Regions from separate parts of the Homo sapiens genome. Here region 1 is linked to region 2. A link is a loop called in an ENCODE intact Hi-C map of the cell type or tissue named here. Cell type or tissue: Caco-2. All regions are shown on one strand. Each heading gives the region's core, and the rest is flanking DNA. Links, peaks and the distances in the headings are about the cores only.

What was found. Peaks named below come from ENCODE experiments on the same cell type or tissue, not always from the same donor. Only the 100,000 strongest peaks of a DNase experiment are listed, where the experiment ranks them.
Region 1: it touches region 2 in a loop (9-fold over the local background); 2 of 110 quality-filtered maps call a loop at or near these places.

The regions. Positions count from the first base shown.
Region 1 is chr4:186,683,659-186,686,479 of GRCh38, forward strand. All of the region lies in intron 2 of FAT1 (FAT atypical cadherin 1), which reads right to left. Among named protein-coding and RNA genes, the nearest start is that of FAT1, 39 kb to the right of the region's middle. In Caco-2, for the core only: no CTCF peak of the experiment used is centred there; DNase peaks (open chromatin) are centred at 1,413 and 2,232; H3K4me3 peaks cover 767 bases.
Region 2 is chr4:186,620,870-186,623,690 of GRCh38, forward strand. It overlaps FAT1 (FAT atypical cadherin 1), which reads right to left. Exons shown (of 27, transcript NM_005245.4): 10 at 1-906. Among named protein-coding and RNA genes, the nearest start is that of MTNR1A, 67 kb to the left of the region's middle. RefSeq lists enhancers at 832-1,001, 1,259-1,428 and a cis regulatory region at 917. In Caco-2, for the core only: no CTCF peak of the experiment used is centred there; a DNase peak (open chromatin) is centred at 1,532.

The sequences.
Region 1 (2,821 bases), core at 134-2,633, 63 kb after region 2:
TGCCACTCTTCTCCCTCCCACTCTCATTTCCCCACAACCTCCTCCTAGGGTTCTAGACTAGTCCAATACACGACTTCTCCCTGTGGTCATGGACCCATCAAGGATCACCAGAATGGAGAGCTTCATTCTGCTCCCTCTGGAGTTATTATTAATCCTTTTGGGTATCAGAGATCCCTATGAAAAATGTAAAAGTGGTTAAATTCCCTCAGTGATCCTTCCAAAAAGATTCAGAGGGAATTTTTTTTTAATCACAAAACATTGCATGTAATAGTTAACAAAACTGAGTTTTTCAGCTGTTTTTCAATAGCTACAAAACAGTAAGATTGCTACTTCATTAAATCCACCGAGCCAACACACAGGCATTACATAATTCACTTATCCAAATAATTGAATAAGTAAATTAACAGTTTAAATAGAACTATAAACATATGCTTACCTACTGAATAAAATAAGCCAGGATTTTTCTTGTTTACTGTATTTAAGAATGTATTAAATCTGTAAGAAATTCTTCATTACATAGGAGTCTTAACTGCCAACTCAGGTCATTATGAACTATGGGTATTTGACAATATTAAACTACATTCTCTTGTTGTTTAATCGTCTCATCTAGACTGAATCTCCTCTCCAATTATAACTATATCCAATCCCAGATGAAGGTCTCACTGCACAGTTATAGGAGTGCTTCCGTGCTGGACCCTGGGAAGGGGATGCTTTAGAAGGGCCAGGACAGTATCTGCGAGGGGCTGAAGGTACTCTTGCAGATTTCCTGTCGGCTCTCGTAGGAGACGTAGGACCATGAACTGTGCTCCTCCCCGGGATGCACCTGCCTCCGCCCGAACACTGCCATGCACAGAAAATGGAACTGACGCTCGGCCCGTTTTCAACAGAATGAAACAGCTACCACATTTCTTTAGGACACTTTAAATAATTACCATGTATTTTCTAAAGCAACTAACATTCCTCTCACAAGTGAATGACTGGATGTTAATCACTAACTTGGGGGATAAGAGGGAAAAAAAAAAAAACCCAAACTCCCTTTACCCCACCAGTATTAACGCAGCACAGTGAAACACTTTCAGACACGTAATACAAACAGGGTAACAATTGTTTTAATTTAACAAATTTAAACAAAAACGGTCACCTCTGGATAGGGCGTAACATATTAAACAGAGGAGGCGTGGTTTTCATTTGCTACTCTGTTTAGTTTTGACTAACTGGAAATGCTCATCTCTTCTTATTTCGGCAACTCCTTTTATGCCACAACCAAGTCATGAATTCAGGAAGGAAGCAGGCAAGTCTGATTTGTGCATGAAACATTATCTAAAGGGAAGAAAGTCAGCCAGTGCCCTCGCTAATCCCTTGGGCAAGAAAGGTAAAGTATACAGCCACAGTCTCAAAGCCAGAGTGACACAGGAGTAACCAGGAGCGCACATTCCTGCCTTATCTGGCGTTACTTTGATTCACCTCACCTTTCTTTCATGACAGGAAGGGCACTCCAAGGGCATTACACTGAGATCAAACAAAGCATTCCAGAAAGGCAAAGGCTCTTCTCACAGGGAAAGGAAGAATAAGTCTTACATTTCATGAATGAATAAGCTGTAACGAAACATTTCTATATCCTTAAATAAAATGTCCAATAGCTGATAGGATACGGAACCGTAGAGAACGTTAAACCACCACCACAATAAGAGCAACTTAGCCAAACCCCTCTATTTTTCAGTAACACCATAAAATATATGAAGGTTAAAAATTCCTATCTCAAATGAAACATCTTCACTAAGATTTTCTAAAATTCACAGCAGAGTTTCTAACCAGCATATGTGGCCTGGGGTTGCTTTAGTGTTTCTGATTATATTCCTTAGGTAAGGATTACGCAGTCAGTATTTTTTGACTCTGGTTAACTTTTCCTTTGACTGCATCTCAGAGGTTCCTTTAACTTTTCAAAGCACTTAACCAGTGGTTATTTTCAACCTGCATAATGCTTTCTACATATGGTATTCTACAATTAAAACATAACTCTGATTTCTATAAAACCAACATACATTTGGTTACTGTAAAAGACAGTCAAGACATCTGTAAGAGACTCGTATTCCCTTCAACTGAGGTGAGCATTGCTCTCTCTACTAAAAAAGAGAATACTGGCAGGTCCTGAGCTTTGCTCTATCTGGTAGGTTGCATTTGTAGATGAGTCCGTCTCTAAGCAGCCAGCAAGCTGTAAGCACACCGGTTGTGAGAATCTGTATAAGGAAATCTACTTCCCTCAGTTAAACTCTCTACACCAAAGTAAATTCATCAACCTCAGATTCCTACTCTAAATTCTTGGACTCTGACTCACTTATGACAATCCTGGAAGCTGGAACTCAAATATCTATGGGCAGTCAGCAAATAAAGGCCTGAAGAGCTGTAATCAACCAACTGTTCCATTAAAACAGACAACTACTGTCTGGTTTAGAAAAATAATGGATTTCTTACTTCCAGATGATTAAAGATGCATTCATTTGGTACTGCTGCCTTTAGAAGAGTTCCCCATGGTGCAGGAAGGCAGAAAGTTTGTGCACCATAATTATTTGAGAATTTTCACCCCCCCCCGACATTCTGAAGAAAACATGTAGCGATTTTTTTCCTGCATTCTTCCTCCACATTCATCATTTTATTGGTAAATCAGACTCTATATTGCAGTTTTTATGAGATACCAGAATTATGTAAGTATGCAACACTAAGCTAATGAAGAATAAAATATGTGTCAATTTTTGAATGAGTGTTCTTTTTTCCAAGGGCTCAATGAAAGCATCTTGGCATAATTAAATCAATATAGTAATCT
Region 2 (2,821 bases), core at 140-2,639:
CATCTGTAGCATTTACTGTGATGACTTTTACTCCTTTGTATGTTGGTAACAAAAGAGATGCTTCATATAATGGCTTGGCAAACACAGGGGGGCAGTCATTAATGTCAATTACATGTACTGTTACATTCGCTGCATACTCAGCAAATAAACGTGGGGTTCCCATGTCATGCACTTGGACGGTAAAGTGAAAAATACTTGTTTCTTCATAGTCCAGACTTAGTACTGTATGAATAGCACCAGTGCTAGAATCAATAGCAAAATATGTGTGTACAGATGGTTCAACAATGTGATATACAAGCAAAGCATTTGAGTCTTTATCAGCATCAGCTGCTCGAATCACCAGTGGGACATTCCTGTCTGTTAGGACCACGCTGTTAATTGAGGCTGATTCACTAATGAGTCCTGTATATTCTGCCTGCATAAAAACTGGCGCGTTGTCATTCTCATCCTGCAAGTGAACTAGAACCGTTGTATTAGTGGACAAACCAGCCATGTTAGTTCCTTGTATTATCAATGTGTAAATGGGCAAAGTTTCAAAGTCCAGGGCTTTCTGAGTGATGATAGTTCCAGAATGTGGATTAATATCAAAAGCATCACCTGTATTTCCATCTTTTATTTCATACACCACTGATGATTGACTATGGGCTGTAACCATCCCAACGAAACTCCCAATGCTGACAGTTTCACTAAGTTCAACAGAATATTCTTTTGATGTAAACTTCGGAGAGGCGTTGTCAGCAATTGTGACAAAGATACGCACAGAAGTTATTTCACTCATTGGTGGACTGCCCTTATCTGTAGCTTTTACCATTAAATCATACTCCGCTTGGTTACTTCGATCTAATTCTTTGGCAGTTTTAATAGAGCCCAAGACAGGATCAATCATAAAAGAATTTCCAATATTTCCTGGAAGGAGAGGAAAAAATACATGTTACAGAAAAACACAAGGGGCAGTAGTAGTAGTAGTTAGAGAAACAGAAACAAAGTATCCTTAAAAATTATATTCTGAAATTAAGCAGAAACTCAGGGGATGTCAATATTTGAATGGAACCTTCAACTTGTTTTATTTTTATCCACCTAAAACCAGGTATACTTTACAGAATTTTGTCCATAAATGATGAAAAACAAAAAACAGAAGAAACAGCACTCTGCTCTTAGCGAAGCCAAAACTCCCTCTCTCGGCTGCACTGGGAATGTGTGGTGGAAAGACAAGGCTATCCTTCCACAAAGCAGTTGAGTGAGTCACTTTCCAGGAGTCCCTCAAAACACTTCTGGACCACATTTGTATTTTCAACGGTTATGACTTACAAATTCTTAAGATATGTATTCATTACGAAAGATTTCGATTCAGTAAGAAATTGACATCAAGCTTCAAGAGACAATTGTCCATGGATAAATGTGTGTAACCCACCCCACTTTACAGGTTTTGAAGATTGCAACAACATTCCCTTCTTATCTTTTTCAGGTCAACTTATCCTCTAGGTCAGTGGTTTTCCCCTGGGGGCAATTCTGCTCCCTAGGAGACATCTGGTAATGCCTGCAGACATTTTTGGTTGTCACTACTTGTCGGAAGAGGGTGCTCCTGGCGTCTCGTGGGTGGAGACCAGGGGTGTTGCTAAGCATCCTACAACGCACAGGACAGCCCTACACAACCAAAAATATCTGGTTCCAAATGTCAGCAGTGCTGAAGCTGAGAGGCTGCTCAAAGATAGAGTGTTTTACCTCCTTTTCTTTGGACCTTTTCAGGCTATACTGTATGTATCTTTAGCTGCAACCACAACTCCAGAATATTGTATAATTTTGTATCATCGACTGAATCTTCAAAGAAACAAGCAGTTCTCTACAGCCCTTTTGGATAAATCAGGGTGGCGTTGCAGGTTCTCAGGTTTAATCCATCCACGAGCCCATCCTTTTTCTGTTTCATGAACAAGCACCCAGAATTCACCATCCCTGTCATAGCACAGAATTTATTTTCCCCAAATGAACTATTATACTTACCCAAAACAAAGCTCACTTGCCACTTAACTGCTTTCTCAGATTCTTGCTCTAGGTTTGCCACGAGTGTGGCATTTCACAGACCAGAACTGCTCAGTGTGAGCTGCACACCAGGGATTCACCAAGCACTTTGTTCTCCACATCATTAACAGGAAACACTTCCTCTACAGTCTTCACTTCCTTCCTTTCATACATTTTCCAAAAATCCACGGCCATTTTTTAGAGACCAGATCCAGCCTGCTTTTCATTAAGTCTTACTGGCTCTGCATCCGAGCCCCAAGGCAGTGCCTCAGTCTGCAACAGGGTGGAGGCCCAGGGTTTCTCTAGGCCCTGACGCTCTGAGCTGAACCCTGGCCGAGAACTGGGTCCTGCTGCCTCTGCCAGGCTTTTGAGACACTAATTTCCGGCCTGTCTGTACTTATGAGTCAGTGATCCCAGGTCCTTCCTGATTGCATTTTTGGCCGTCGTCAGAACGCCAAGATCCTTTTCTCATCCCACCTGTACATCACCCTCACTGTCTAAAATTGTGACTGACTGCCTGGCCTGACACAGGAGACTGGGGCAGCCATGGTGACTCTCTTCATCCCTGCCCCTCAGACTTCCCTATGTCTGTACTCACCAGCTGACCTACCATATTTTATATTCATTCTTCTATATCCACTTCTCTCTTATTGTACAGGATAATCTTATCTTGCCGATGAAGCTTCAAATATGCAAGGCCTCATGTGGAGGAACGAAGAGACTATCTGCTGTGGAGGAGGCTGGTGCTGCTAGAACACACTGCTTTCTGCAAAACTTGCTCCCTGCCCTCCAGCCAAGTGGGCAT